Regions from separate parts of the Homo sapiens genome. Here region 1 is linked to region 2. The links are chromatin loops, found by intact Hi-C in ENCODE. Cell type or tissue: dorsolateral prefrontal cortex. All regions are shown on one strand. Each heading gives the region's core, and the rest is flanking DNA. Links, peaks and the distances in the headings are about the cores only. Region 1 has its middle 22 kb from the start of ZBTB41. Region 2 overlaps CRB1 (crumbs cell polarity complex component 1).

Region 1 (8,350 bases), core at 302-8,301, 91 kb after region 2:
CTAGATTTCAGAAGATGTACGGAAATGCCTGGATGCCCAGGCAAAAGTTTGCTGCAGGAGCGGGGCCCTCATGGAAACCTCTGGTAGGGCAGTGAAGGGAAATGTGGGGTTGGAGCCCCCACACAGAGTCCCTACTGGGGCACTGCCTCGTGGAGCTGTGTGGGGGCTCCACTAGGAGCAGGCCACTGTCCCCCAGACGCCAGAATTGTAGATCCACTGACAGCTTGTACCATGAGCCTGGAAAAGCCACAGACACTGAATGCCAGCCTGTGAAAGCAGCCAGGAGGGGGGCTATACCCTGCAAAACCACAGGGGCAGAGCTGCCCAAGACTATGAGAACCTACCTCTTGCATCAGCATGACCTGGATGTGAGACATGGAGTCAAAGGAGATCATTTTGGAGGTTTAGAATTTGACTGCCCTTCGTGCCACGCACTCCAGCCTGGGCGATGAGCGAGACTCCATCTCAAAAAAAAAAAAAAAAAGAAAAAGAAAAAAAGAATTTGACTACCCTTCTGGATTTCGAACTTGCATGGGCTCTGTAACCCCTTTGTTTTGGCCAATTTCTCTCATTTGGAATGGCTGTACTTACACAATACCTGTACCCCCATTGTATCTAGGAAGTAACTAGCTTGCTTTTGATTTTACAGGCTCATAGGCAGAAGGAACTTGCCTTGTCTCAGATGACACTCTGGGCTGTGGACTTTTGGCTTAATGCTGAAATGAGATAAGACTTTGGGGGACTGTTGGGAAGGCATGATTGGTTTTGAAATATGAGGACATGAGATTTGGAGGGGTCAAGGATGGAATGATATGGTTTGGCTCTGTGTCCCCACCCAAAGCTCATCTTGAATTGTACTCCTATAATTCCCACATGTTGTGGGAGGAACCTGGTGGGAGATAATTTGAATCATGGGGGCAGTTTCCCCCCATACTGTTCTTATGGTAGTGAACAAGCCTCACAAGATCCAATGGTTTTATCAGGGGTTTCTGCTCTTGCATCACCTCATTTTCTCTTGTCATCACCATGTAAGAAGTGCCTTTCACCTCCTGCCATGATTGAGGCCTCCCCAGCCATGTGGAACTGTAAGTCCAATTAAACTTCTTTTTCTTCCCAATCTTGAGTTTATCTTTACAGCAGCATGGAAACAGTCCTTTTCCTGAAAACAACCTCACATGGCCTTCCTTGGTGTGAGAACACACACGGAGAGAGAGAATCTTGTCTCTCTCTTCTTCTATGGATGCTAATCCCATCATGAGGGCTCTACCCTCATGACCTCATCTAAACCTAATTACTGCCCAGAGGCCTGACCTCCTCCTAATATTATCCCACTGGGGGTTAGGATTTCAACAGATGGGTGGCAGGGGACAGGGCACAAACACACAGTCTAAAACAAGTATCTTCCTGGTTACAAAAGGGGAAATATAATCTGCAAAAACTAAAGTATTTTAATAATTGACAATTTAAAAGTCAATCACTAATCACTACTACACAAGTTACTACTACTTGTAGAATTATTTAAGTAATTAATTTTGGACTTCAGGTAGAAATGATCTTTAAAAAATTATGAGGTAAAAAATAAGCATAAAATATATTAGTAGCTTAATAACATATTCAAAGTTCATGTAGCCTGTAAGGATATTTGATGACCTCATGGTAGAATCACATCAATTGGGTGCAGTGGCTCATGCCTGTAATCCCCACACTTTGGGAGGCTGAGGCAGGTGGATGGCTTGAGTTCAGGAGTCCAAAACCAGCCTGGGCAACATGGCGAAACCCCATCTCCACATCTCCACAAAAGATACAAAAGTTAGTTGGGCATAGTGGTGTGCTCCTGTGGTCCCAGCTCCTCAGGAGACTGAGGCACGAGAATAGCTTGGACCCAGGAGGCAGGGTTGCAGTAAGCAGGGATGGCACCACTGCACTCCAGCCTGAGTGACAGAGTGCGATTACCGTCTGAAAAAAAGAAAAAAAAAGAAAGAAAGGCTGTGGTCTGGGGTGGACCGAGGCTCAAAAGATAGACAAAATGAACTCTTAAAACCTATCAAACTTGTTAGTAGGATTAGATACAGCTGTGTATGCGAGAAAGCTTCAAAATATGGGCTTAAAGGAAACAGCAGTTCCTGCCTTGTCTGGCTGTCATTCTGTTATCCTGCCCCAAGATCCAAAATGGCTGTTAAGCTCCAGCTGTTTTCATGCCCACATTGCAGGTAGTGGAAAAGAGTAATTAAGAGTAAGTGTAGCAAGATCACAGACCTCCGCTTTTGAGGAGACTCCCTGGAAGTTCCACACAACACTTACACTTAACATTTCATTGCCCATTCATTTATGTGGCCATTAATATCTGAGAGGGAGGCTGGAAAATGCAGCCTTATACTGTGGCAATATGCCAGCAAAATATTGGTGTTCTGTTACTGAGAGGGATGGAAAGAGCTGCTGGGGTAGGCAATTAAGATGCTCTGCCACAAGTTCATTTATCTAAGTCATAATTAAAGAAGTTCTATTAATTTAGGCAGAATAGAAAACACAAATACATATTTGATGGATATCTTTGAAACATTAATTCATAATGGAAAGTGCCTGTCTTCAAGTGTCTAAAATAAAAATCAACACGTTGGTATTTGAGTAGCAGTGGATGGCATCAACAAGGTTAACATAGCTGTAGAATAGTGATTAAATCTGGGCCCTGGAGCCAGGCCATCTCGGTGGAGTTCTGGTATTAATTGTATGGACTTGGACAAGAAATCTTGGCACATTCAATTCATCTGTGAAATGGAGAAAATGATACCTATTTGTTGAGGTTGTTGTGATAAGGAAGTAAATTACAAATGCAAAGTTAATAAATATAGAACTGTGCCTAACACCTAGCCAGTGCTTAATAAATACTAGCTTTTATTATAATTTGTTTCATTAGTATTATATCTCAAGCACATATTATCTAATAGCCTTCATACTATATGATATATATAATAAAAGAAAGTTTGTTAAATGTATGTTAGTTTTATGCTTATTTAATTTACATTTCATCTTAGACTACTCATTATTACTGAGTATAAAGTCTAATAAAATAAATCCATATTTCATAAAGAATTGTAAATAAATGCATAGACTGCTAAAGAAAACAACTATAAAACTTAATAATATTATAAGTAGGACTGTATCTTCAGCATGAATTATTAGTATATATTTTTGCAGTATTAATAGCCAAGAAAGTCATATATGGTATCCAAAAAAGGTAACAGAAGAATAAAATTATGTTCAGCTTACTTGATCCTAATTGTAAGTATATTCCACATAAGGATATTGTGGAATAAAGCCCATATTCCTATTGGTGAAATTTCATTTATTTAAAGTTTCATGAAATCTGCTCAGCATTCTATGTTAGTGTCTTGGAAATAATCAGCTCTCTGATATTATTTATAAAGTATACTCATTAAAGGAACTGTGACTATTTTGATATACTGACAAATTGCACCCTCCAGTGGAAAAAATGTTTATCCATAAAACTTTAATGTGTTTCTGCATTGCAGCTGTAATATATTCAAAGTCGCTTCTGTCTAAAATTCTTTTAAATGTAATTGTGTTTTATGACCTGAATATACAGAATGAATATATATCTCACTCTATTTGATATACATTATACTTTTTGGGTCCCCAGGAAGTTCCTCTGAGTTTCAGACTCCATTATGTAAACAGGACATTAAATATTGGCTAAGTACAAGAGCTTTAAAGAAAAATTTTTTCGGTACAAGAGCTTTAAAGAAAAATTTTTTCGGAATTATTATTAACGTGTCAGTCTTTATAGACATGAGTCCATTCCAAAAAGTAGAACTCATCCACTTCCACTTAATATTCTACAGGATGAAGTTGGACCACAAACCATAGTACCTTACACAGGGGGAGAAGTTACTGAACTAAAAATATTTTATGTTCATGCCTCAATGATTTTTGTGTGTATAATTAAAAGCATCTATACTCCACAAGGCTAGTTTCTTCTTACATAAATGTAATATTTTTAGTATCCATACTAGAGTATGGGTCACCAAACTTGAAGAAGGTTAAAAAACAGCCATCCTCTGTCAATCAGAAAGAGTTCCAAAACTAAGTGACTGTATAAGCACATCCATATTTTAGGGCTATTCGAAGTTAAAAACCTTTCCTCTTGTTTCAGAGATACTTATATCAAATGAAGACATTTACAAATTGTTCATAGTATACAACAGTCCAAATATGATTTTCACCTATGCTGTGTAAAGAAGTTAAACATTCATAAGTTTCTCTAATAAATTCAGTGCATTTTTCCATAATAAATAACACAAGCTATTCTAAATGTTTTAATTTCTTTCAGTGCATATTTCCAAACTCATTAAAGGGAATGAAATCGTGTTATTAAATGGCTATGATATATTTCAGTATATTATGGAATCTACACTGTACAGTTTGATTCACATCAATACTGTAATTCACTCTAAAAAAAACCATAGGCACACACAAAATAGAGAAGAAATGTGAGGTTTTAATAAATTTAAAGTATGCTATCTACTTTAAACCACAATGTATGATATATTTTAACAAAACAGCCAATTTCCAAACCCCTTTTCTAATTCTGGCACAAGGAATATTCAATCTATTCGAATCTTCTGGTTTGTAATCCTATAAATGATGCTATCATATCCAGGATCCATGTTCCAAATATTGTAAGAAGTGATAATCACAGCCAGGGCCAAGGCAATCATTATCCAAAGTATCATGTTGAAAATCACTGAATATTCAAAATTATACGCAAGGTTATAGGGACTTGCTGGGTTCTTCACTTATTTTGCCTCAAAGATAGTCCTTGTCTTCCTCATAAGGGAGGTGTCAAATGACTTAATAGTGACTAACTCTACCACTGCATTCCCACTGTAAAGATTGTACATGTTATCTGCAAACTCTTGCAGAGCGTCAACAGGATTTTAGAAGCAACTATGAATTGTTCAGAGTCTTCCCTGTAATGCTTCCCAATTTCATCCAAACCTGCCAGCTCCAGTGAATATAAATCAGGAGAATGATCCTTGGCTAGATGCTTATGACAAGACACCAAGCTTGAAATATCATGTAGCACTTGGAGTTCAGAAAGAAAGAGCAAGTCAACTCCATTGTTCCTACTCAGAGAATTCAGGGGAAATGAACTGAGAATGGAGTTTTCCTGAAACAAGTAATTATGGAGCTGTCCTAAGGTGACTGAAAGGTCTTCAAACACTGAGTTTGCCTTCCCTACCAAATACACTCTTTCCTCACTAGGAGCCAACTGCAAAACAACAGGAGTTTCGTCAGAAAATAAAGAGCGAATGGAATTTGCAACACTGCCAAGACCAAACGGAACTGCATTCTCCAAAGGGTATGAAATGACACTGCCTGGTGGTAGAGCCAGTTTGTCCACTCCCTTCACCATCACCATGACGGTAGCCCGAGGACGATGAAATAGGTCACCTACTGCAAGTCCTGGCCAAGAAAGGTTTTCCTTCACAGAGAAGGCCATGGACAATGCAGCCACGTCTGGGATTCACTCTCCCGGTATAGGCCAATTTCCATTTCTGAAAATAACAGACCAAGAACTAAACTCGTTCCCTCAAACACCCGCCACCAACGACAGGAGCACGGCAAACACAATCATGGTGCCGCTGCGGCCGCGCAGTGCAGGGCAACAAGGAGCGGGCCGGCAGGACACAGGCAAGCACTGCGGTGTGACTGGGTGACGGCATTAGGACTCATCCTGACTCCTGGGGCTTGTCCTTTCATCGCCTAAAGGAATATATTTTTTAAAAAAAGTAAAAAATAAAATTATACCTGTATATATTGAATATTTTCTAAAAGAATATCCTCCACTATATATTTGATATAGAAATATTTTATAGATATTCCTGTGAGCAAAGATTTTGGTTGGAAAGATCTGTAGTTGCCCAATATTGGAAGAGGAATTTAAAAAAATGGTTAAATAAAAATTGAAGCATCACCTATTCTTGTCATAAATGGAAGAGAGGAGGAGCAGGGCAAGGAAAATAGTACTTTCAGTCACTGAGCATATGTCAGGATCAGGGCTAGGTGGTTAGATATACAAAGTCATTCCACCACCACCCAACCCCAATTTTATAGTGATTCAAAACAGGTTCATACAGCCTCTTTATTATTTTTTTTTAACTAAAGTCCTCTTAATGACAAAGGAAATTGAATATGGGCTGCAAGAAATATGAAGGCATATCCCACAGCTACTACTAATCAGTGAGAAATGTCTTTATTTTTTAAATTCGTCAGGCAAATGTTTCATCCTACTTCAAAATATATGTGCTTTTTGTCAGTGTAAAAAATGTTTATGACTGCTAGTAAAATTATTTTTCAGAAAGAACTGAAACACTGAGCACATCTCTCCATTTTTCACTCCAGTCTGAGGAGCATAAAAGCTAATACTAACAGAATGTGATGAGGTATGGTTTGAACACAGAGGGTCTTGACTCTAAAACTGAACTCATCCTACAATATTCTACACTAATTCTATAGTTATCAAATCTTTCCCACCAAAATCTTTGCTCACCCCTTGTTTTATCTTCCCGTTTCTTATGAATCAGTGGCATACTATCAGGCAGTTATCACCTAAAACTGAGGCCCTTTTCTTAACTGTCATTTCTGCTAGAAGTTGGCTTTATTCCTCATTGGCTTTCTTCTCTCTACCCAACATGGCCTCTAAAAATCTCTTCTATTTTCCTAATTATACTCTATCCTTCACTTTACACACCTTATGCACCCCAGGCAAAACACAAGTATCGTAGTCTGTGACTACCTTTTTATGTTTAGCCTGCCCGTTAGAAGACATGTAGATCTCTTCCTTATAGAGAATTGTATTAGTCTGTTCTCACACTGCTATACAGAACTACCTGAGACTGGGTAATTTATGAAGAAAAGAGGTTTAATTGACTCACAGTTCCACAGGCTGTACAGGAAGCATGAGTGGGAAGCCTCAGGAAACTTACAATCACATTGTAAGGCAAAGGTGAAGCAAGCACGTCTTACATGGCAGAGCAGGAAAAGAGGTGGGGGAAGGTGCCAAACACTTTTAAATGATCAGCTCACTATCACCAGAACAGCAAGGGGGAAATTCACCCCCATGATCTAATCACCTCTCACCAGGCCCCTCCTCCAATTCGACATGAGATTTGGGCAAGAACACAAATCCAAACCATATCAATAATTATGCTAAGAAATACATTTTTCTTCCTGTGTTACCACTTTGCCAAACATTAGCTGTCATTGACAAAACAACCTAAAACTTCTCAAAAGAAAGCAAACGCAATAGTTACCTTTGCTCCCTAAAGCTCTTGTAGCCCATGGTCTGACACCCTCCCTGCTCCCATCTCCTTGGATCTTGTCTCATCTCAGAAGTCCCTGTCTGAAACCAGGGCCTAGGTATTCAGCTGTCAGGGACGGTTTGTTCTCACCTGTCTTGAATGCCTAATCCAATGTTTTTATGTTGCTGGTCCACATTTTATTTTACTTCTTCTAAGTTCATTATTTACTTGTTTATACATCTTTTTACATTATTTTACTTAGTTCTTACTTTTTATTCATCTCTTTTAAAAATACTTCATTTCCTAAACTCTTTATCCAATTTGTTTTATTATTTAACACTTTACTGTGTTCCTTTTATTCCTTTTCTTTTTTGCAATCAATTTTAGTTAATTTTTTTTCTTTCAGCCTCTCCATGTTAAATAGTAGGTCAGACCCACAAAGGAGAATAAAGAAAGAGGATGACTTGTGTCTACTGGAGGAAATGTACTAATCAGAAAAACACACAAAAAAAATTATAGCTATGTTAAGTGTTACCAAGAAGAGGTATGCAGTTTCAGGAAAACATGTGACTGGGTCATTATCCTAGTCAGAGAAGTTAGCAAAAGCTTCCCTAAAGAAAAGATGAACTCTTCTCATGGAAGGATGAAAATATGTAAGACAGTGAGTGCCACTGACACAGAGATAGTACTACACAACCGTTTATGAGGAGAGAACAAGCAACCTGACTTACAGGAAGTAAAAGAAGATCATTGTGGCTGGAGCACAGAGAGAGGGAAACATAGTATAAAACTTAGAGGTAAGTGCAGTTTAGATCATACAAGTTTTGTTGAGAATTTTGGTGTGTATCTTAAAACCAAATGGAAGCCATTCAAATGCTTCAGCAAAGCTAAGAGGAGTAATGTGAGGATATTTGCATTTGAAATCTTACTCCTCTGCGTATTCGCTGTGCGACATGACTTTGGACAAGTTTCTCAATCTCTCTTAGCCTCATCTGTGAAATGGCAAGAACAATAGTCATTATATTAGC
Region 2 (8,350 bases), core at 316-8,315:
GAGATCATGCACTGTCTTCCCAAGCCTGACTTATTTTACTTAACATAATGTCATCCAGGTTCATCCATGTTCCTGGAAATGACAGTATTTTATTGTTTTATGACTGAATAACATTCCCTTGTGATAGTACTTTTTAAATCCATTTAAAAATTGATGAGCATTGAGGTTGATTCCATATTTTGGTTATTGTGAATGGTACTACAATAAACATAGGAGTGCAGATATCTCTTCGAAGTACCTATTTCATTTCCTTTGGATGTATACACAGTAGTGGGATTGCTGGATCATACAGTAGTTCTATTTTTATTTTTTGAGGAAACTCTAAACTATTAATATTTTCCAAAATGGCTGTACTCATTTATATTCCCACCAGCAGAGTGTAAAATTTCTCTTTTCTCCACATCCTCACCAACACTTGTTATCTTCTGATTTTTTGACAGTAGTCATTCTAATTGGAATGAGGTGAAAATTTCTGTCATCTTGATTTGCCTTTCCCTGATGATTTCTGATGTTGAACATCTTCTTTTTCATTTATCTGTTGGCCATTTGTATATCTTCTTTTGAGAAATATCTACTCAAGTCTTTCGCTCATTTTTTGATGGGTTTACTTTTGTTGTTGGTGTTGAGTTTCTTATATATTTTGGATATTAACCCCTTATTAGATGTAGAGTTTTCAAATATTTTCTCCCATTCTATAGGTTGCCTCTTTGCTCTATTGATTGTTCCCTTTGCTATGCAGAAGCTTTTTAGTTTGATGTAATCCTATTTGTCTATATTTGTTTTTGTTGCTCAGACTTTTGAGGTTTTTTACAAAAAAAAAAAATCCTTACCTAGGCCAATGTCACAGAGCTTTTCCCCTATGTTTTCTGTTAGTAGTTTCATTTCAGGTCTTATGTTTAAGTCTTTAATCAATTTTGAGTTGATTTTTGTATATGGTGAGAGATAGGAGTCTAGTTTCATTGTTCTGCATGTGCATATGCAGTTTACCCAGTACCATTTATTGAAAAGGCTGTCCTTTCCCCATTGTCTATACTTGGCACCATTGTCAAAAATTAGTGGGCCGTAGATGCAGGGATTTATTTCTGGGCCCTCTATTCAGTTCATTAGTCTATGTGTCTATTTTTATTCCATTTACCATGCTGTTTTGGTTACTCTAGCCTTTTGGTATATTTTGAAGTCAGGTCATGTGATGTATCCAACCGTGTTATTTTTGCTCAAGATTGCTTGGGTAATTTGGGGCCTTCTGTGGTTGCACACAAATTTTAAGATTTTTTTTTTCTCATTTTGGGAAGATTGTCATTGGTTTTTTGTTGTTTGTTTGTTTTGTTTTGTTTTTTGTTTTTTTGAGGCAGAGTCTCACTCTGTCACCCAGGCTGGAGTGCAAAGGCGTGATCTCGGTTCACTGCAACCTCCGCTTCCCGAGTTCAAGTGATTGTCCTGCCTCAGCCTCCCCAGTAGCTGGGATTACAGGCATGTGCCACCACACCAAGCTAATTTTTGTATTTTTAGTAGAGATGGGGTTTCACCATGTTGGTCAGGCTGGTCTTGAACTCTTGACCTCGGGTGATTCACCCACCTTGGCCTCCCAAAGTGCTGGGATTACAGGCGTGAGCCACCGTGCCCCACCTGTCATTGCTATTTTGATAGAGATTGCACTGAATCTGCAGGTGCAGAGGTGTACATTGTACGGACATTTTAACAATATTATTTCTTCTGATCCATGAACATGAGATATATGTGTCTTCTTCAGTTTCTCTCCTCAATGTTTTTTGGTTTTCATTGCAGAGATCTTTCACCTCCTTGGTTAAATTTATTACTAGGCATTCTGGGTTTTTTTTTGTTTTTTTTTTTTGTAGCCATTGTAAGTGAAATTGCTTTCTTGCTTTCTTTTCAGACAATTCACTATTGGTGTATAGAAACATCACTGATTTTTGTATGTTGATTTTATATCTTGAAACTTTACTGAACTTGTTTATTAATTTTAATGGTTTTTTGGTGAAGTCATTGGGGTGTTCTCCATGTAATATCATGGCATCTCTAAACAGAGAGAGTTTGCTTCAATGAATTTTAAAGTTTGAATGTGACATTAAATTTTGGCACTATTTTGTGCAAAAATGGCATGTATAAATTAAACCAAAAATAATTACTTTTTTTATTTTCTTGGCTCAGACTTCGTCTCTTAATATTCACTTTCTTTGTGTATTAATAACAAGCAAATTTTATAGCTGGAGTTTATGGTGCTTTGGTTCTTATATTCCAACAGACACATATAAAAATCTGGGACGGGCGCGGTGGCTCACGCCTGTAATCCCAGCACTTTGGGAGGCCGAGGCGGGCGGATCACGAGGTCAGGAGATGAGACCATCTTGGCTAACACGGTGAAACCCCGTATCTACTAAAAATACAAAAAATCAGCCGGGCTCGGTGGCGGGCGCCTGTAGTCCCAGCTACTTAGGAGGCTGAGGCAGGAGAATGGTGTGAACCCGGGAGGCGGAGCTTGCAGTGAGCCAAGATCATGCCACGGCAGTCCGGCCTGGGCGAAAGAGTGAGACTCCGTCTCAAAAAAAAAAAAGTCTGACTTTGAAATCGTTTAAAATCTGATTTTTGAACCAAAGCTCATGTGATGAGGATATGATGCAAGAATGATGATGGCAATGATGTTTAAAACCCCTGTCCCCTAGTGAAGATCTTAAGATATATCTAGGGTTACTTCTTAAACCAAAACCTGTAGCAATGATGCATTGAGTAGAAAAATTGTTGTAAATAAAAGGCTAATCTTCAAAAATATGAAGTCAGAATAAGCTTTATACATGGCAATTGACCTCAGTTCACCTCTAAGATTATCCTTTTAGAATGTTAGTGTAAGAAGCAATTGTTATATCTTAAACATTTTATTTGAAAAGAAATAATTTAAATTATTCAAATAAGTGTTGGCCATTTTCAGGATACTGAATTCACCCAAAACAAAAATAAAAATGCATCTAGTCACTCAAATAAGAGCAAGTTACTTTGAATAAACTGAACAACTCAACTCATTGCACCTGAAGGTTATTTTTAATTAAGCACATTATTTGGGAAAGTCTAAACAAATATGTGGAAGTTGATGCAAACACTACTTTGCTTCAGCTGGTTGTCTTTGTTTGGATATTTATATTCATGAAGTATAATTTCACTCTTAGAGAGTCTATATGAATGGAAAAATTAGATGTTGTTTCTGGTACTTTTCTCCACACATGTGGATTTTTGTACCCCTCAGCATGTTTTGCTTTCCATCTGTTTATTTTAGTTTTATGCAGGCACAGCTTTGGAGCTGAGAGAAAGAAAGTGTCTGAAACTGTGTCTTTGGCTGATCTGTGTTGACATAGCATTTACCGTCAACCCCAAGCTTTTCCGAAATTTGTTATGATGAGATAATAAATAGTTCATATGTGTAAAATAGTGCTTAACACAAAGACACACAGGAAATATTTGATGCCTTTTGTGAAACCAAACTAGTTTGGCCATTGTGATGGAATGACAGGGTAGCTAGTACAAGACTCGCCCTCCTGATGTAAACAACTAAAAAAAAAGGTAGGAAATAAATGAGGTTTCTATTTTTGGGAACTGAGCACTGTTAGTGCAGAACTATGATTTTTGCTAGATGTGAAACACACATAAATACACCAGTGATCTCCTGGGATTTGGATTTGGAATGGCTTTTGTGCTGTGGGCAGACAGAAGGAATACAATGAGATGAGCAGCAATGTTTCTGAGCTGAAGAGGATGAGGTCAGAGTCATAGGCAGCAGAAGCAATTAGAGTTTATAGGCCAGAGCACCAGAGAAGAAAGAGCCACTCAGAGGATGGGCTCAAAAGACTCATTAATCATCATGGGTCTCTGAGGGGCCTAGCAGATATCATCTGCTGAGAGATTGAGAGATAAACAAAACTGTCAGAAATTAGAGAGTTGGAGTTCCAGCTCAGCCAGTAGGGAGAGACATGACACTAAACATCTCAAGCATTGAGAAACCAGAAAGGCCTTTCTTTAGGAGTAGAGACCACATTATACAGAAAGAAAGATGCCATACATTCAAAAACAAAATAAAAGCATTCAAAGAATAAAATCAAGATTTACAGGGAAAAAACATATTTTAGCTGCCTGCCAGAACAAAATTCCAAATCTTTTAAAGGAAGTTAACATAATCAGGAACCCCTTTAATTATCGTCTGAATGTCCAATATACAATAAAAATTATTAGATCTAACCTATAATCAAGAAAAAAGTATAAATATTGAAATGACATAACTGTTGAAATTAGCTTGCAAGAACTTAATATTTTTCAAGGACTTAAATAAAAGAATGAATATGAGTAAACAATGAGAAAACTTTGCAGAGAAATGAAAACTATAAGAAGGACCCAATGAGAATTTCAGAATTGAAAAGTAAAATATCTGAAATGAAGAATAATCTTGATGGGCTGAACAGTACATTGGAACCAGAGAAGGAAGGATTCACATATCTGAAGACGATTAACAGAAATTACATAATCTGAAGAATGGAAAGAAAAAATATTTCAAAAAACTGCAGAGAGCTGCAGTGATCTGTGGGATAATTCCAAGTAGGTTCCCATATAATTGCAGTACCAGAGGGAGAGGAGAAAAAGAACAGGGAGGAAAAATATTCTGAATTAATAATGGCCAAATATTTCCCAAATTTGGTGGAAGATGTCGATCCAAGAACCTTAGCAAATCTTAGTCAGGTTTTTAGCAAATCTTAGCCAGGCGTTTTTAAACTGGTTTTAACTGTGCTAGTTAATGAATCTGTTACCCTTTTAAAATTTAACCAGACCTACAAATACTAACTCAAAATAGATTAAAGACTTGAGATATTTGCACTCCCACGTTTATTGAAGCACTGTTCACAATAGGCGAGATATGGAATCAACCTGTGTCCATCAACAGATGAATGGATTTTTAAGTGTAGTATATATACCACAAAAAGAATGAAATCCTGTCATTTGCGGCAACATGAATGGAACTGGAGGTCATTATGTTAAGTGAAAGAAGCCAGGCACAGAAAGACAAATATCACATGTTCTCACTTATACATGGGAGTGAAAAAAGTGGATATCATGGAGGTAGACTGATGGTTACCAGATGCTGGAAAGGGAAAGGAAGCAAAGAGGTATAAAGAGAAGTTGGTCAATGGGTACAAAAACGCAATTTGATAAAAGGAATACATTCTAGTACTTGATAGTAAATAAGGGATATTATAATTAACCATAATTTACTGCATATTTTTAGATAGCTAGAAGAGAAAGAATTGTAATGTTCCCAACACAAAGAAGAGATAAATGTTTCAGGTGATGTATATCTCAATTGGCCTAATTTGATCATTACAGATTGTATACATGTATCAAAATATCACATTCACCCAAAAAATGTGTACAACAGTATGGTTTGGCTCTGTGTCCCCACCCAAATCTTATGTTGAATTGTAATTCCCAGTGTTGGGGGAAGGACCTGGTGGCAGGTGATTGGATCATGGGAGCAGATTTCCCCCATGATGTTCTTGTGATAGTGAGTGAGTGCTCACAAAATCTGATGGTTTAAAAGTGTGTGGCACTTCCCCTCCACCACACATTCTCTTTCCCCTGCTGCCACGTGAAGAAAGTTCTTGGTTCCCCTTCACCTTTGGCCATGATTGTAGGTTTCCTGAGGCCTCCCAGTCATGTTTCTTGTTAAGCCTGAAGAACTGTGAGTCAATCAAACCTCTTTCCTTCATAAGTTACCCAGTCTCAGGTAGTTCTTTATAGCAGTGTGAGAATGGACTAATACAAACAATGATGTGTCAATTTAAAAAATAAAAAAACTTAACTGGATAAAATACTGTTGAAAGGGATTAATGCACTTGATATATTACAGAGAATGAAAAATACAAGAATAATATTAAATGTTGCTATGTGTAAAAAAATTTAACTGGATAAAATATTGTGGAAAGGGATTAATGCAGTTGATATATTACAGATAATGAAAAATACAAGAATAATATTAAATGTTGCTATGTGTAAAAAACACAATATAAAAGTGCTCTCTTTTATTTTATTTGAATAGATAATTGTCATTATTTTGTAGCCATATTATATTTTTTCTATCTTAACAGATTGTTTTTATTTTTGGGTGTTTGTTTGTTTGTTTGTTTTGAGACGGAGTTTCACTCTTGTCCCTCAGGCTGGAGTGCAGTGGTGCCATCTCGACTCACTGCAACCTCCCCATCCTGGGTTCAGGCAGTTCTCCTGCCTCAGCCTCCTGATGGCTCGGATTACAAGTGCCTGCCACCACGCCCAGCTTTTTTGTTTGTTTGTTTTGTTTTTTTGTATTTTTAGTAGAGACTGGGTTTCACCATGTTGGCCAGGCTTATCTCTAACTCCTGACCTCAGGTGATTCATCCATCTCGGCCTCCTAAATTGCTGGGATTACAGGCATGAGCCACCGCACCCAGCCTGTTAACAATGTTTTATGACTGACAGAGGTTGCATATTCATTCAGTTTCTATGATTTCTTTTGTTTCAGTGAATAGCAACTAATAAACAGTTACTATGTAGTTATCTTTCCTTGCTAAGGTTTATTTGTATATTGATTATATACACATATTTTTTCAGGGACATTAAAAATTTTTTCATCTCATCAAATCTGGAGCAACATGCCTAAGTTATGTTGTTTATGGGAAAATCTATGATGTGATAATTTACTTACGACTTACAGAAAAGAATAGCAGAAACTATGAGAAAAGCCTTAGGTTTTACTTACACTTGGCTATATGAAATTTAAGTTTCTGTACAAAGAAAGATATATCACTCAAAATTTAAAAGATGAGCAAAAGAATCCAGCATATTTAACAGATAAAGAGCTCCTACAAATCTATAAGAAACAGATAAGCACTGGTAATTGGGGAATTTCCCATTAAAAGATATAAATAATATTAATAGTGTATTATATACTTGAAATTTCCAGAGAGAGTAGATCTTAAATCTTCTCAACACACACACACACACACACACACACACACACACACACACACACACACTAACTATATGAGGTGATGCATGTGTTAACTAACTTGATTGTGGTAATCATTTCACAATATATACATATATCTAAGCATCATAGTGTTCATCTTAAATGTGTACAATATTATCTGTCAATTGTACATCAATAAATCCGGAAAAAAATAAAGTAGTTGCAACAAGAGTTAAAAACTATGAATTTTTAATGAAATACAAGAAATATTTTGTATAATCTTGGAAAGCAAAATTATTCTTGCACATTAGATTTCCAGGGGTTATTCATCTTACAACGGAACGTTTGTTTCCTCGATCAACATCTCTCAAATGTCCTCACCCTGCAGGCTCTGGTAATCACCATTCTATTCTATGTTCCATGGGTTTGACTTTTAAAATTCCACATAGAAATGAGATCATATAGTATTTGCATTTCTCTTTCTGACTTATTTCGCCTAGCATAATGCCCTCAAGGTTCATCCATGTTGTCACAGATGGCAGAATTTCATTCTTTTTGATGGTTGAATAATATCCCATTGCATATGTATATCATATTTTCTGTATGAATCCAGCAAGGAACATTTAAGTTATTTCCATGTCTTGGCTACTGTGACTAATGCTGCAAGCAACAACTTTAGAAGTCTGAAATTGTGTCAGTATAAAACCATTAAAATTTAAAAGTTAGCTTAGCTTTTTAAGTTTAGATTTTTAATTCATCGGAAATTTCTATGTCAGATGAATGGCAGGTGTCATAGGTGAGATTATTGTTCATCAAAATATTCATTAGTGTCTTCATCTCCATGGGAGAATATATTTCTCTACCCTGTGGATGTCAGGTTTGGCTACATGACTGCTTTGGCCAATGGGATATTAACAAACATAATGCAAAGAGAAGCATATGATATTTCCTACTCCCCTAAACTGCCCTATGTAATTTTAATTTCTATTAAAAACAAAAGTCATTATTGAACTAATATGACTATGCAAATATGGTTATCAGGTGAACCAGATAGAATATGCTAATATATTTATTAGTATGTAACTTCTTTTTTATTCACTGAATTTTCTATATCTATATCTATATAGATATAGATATGTATCACTTGTTGATTGATCTGGAAGTTTTTTGATAGAACTCTAAAGCTTCTCTTAATCTGGTAAAAATACATTTCAAAAATTAATAAATTCATTTCCCTTTCAACTGTTTGCTCAACAAGCTAATTAATTACACAGATCTTACCTTGACGTTCCTTTTCCCTATTATCTGTGGTCTGCAGATGCAGGGATCTGACAACTTCCTGACAAGAGATAA

What was found. Peaks named below come from ENCODE experiments on the same cell type or tissue, not always from the same donor. Only the 100,000 strongest peaks of a DNase experiment are listed, where the experiment ranks them.
Region 1: it touches region 2 in a loop (3-fold over the local background); 6 of 110 quality-filtered maps call a loop at or near these places.

What each region holds. Positions count from the first base shown.
Region 1 is chr1:197,219,528-197,227,877 of GRCh38, reverse strand. It overlaps a transcript of CRB1 not described here and the pseudogene LOC127011. Among named protein-coding and RNA genes, the nearest start is that of ZBTB41, 22 kb to the right of the region's middle. In dorsolateral prefrontal cortex, for the core only: a CTCF peak has its summit at 3,472 (motif pointing left); no DNase peak of the experiment used is centred there.
Region 2 is chr1:197,310,413-197,318,762 of GRCh38, reverse strand. The region is part of intron 1 of CRB1 (crumbs cell polarity complex component 1); the gene reads right to left. Among named protein-coding and RNA genes, the nearest start is that of CRB1, 46 kb to the right of the region's middle. In dorsolateral prefrontal cortex, for the core only: CTCF peaks have their summits at 3,808 and 4,010; no DNase peak of the experiment used is centred there; H3K4me3 peaks cover 928 bases; H3K27ac peaks cover 3,040 bases.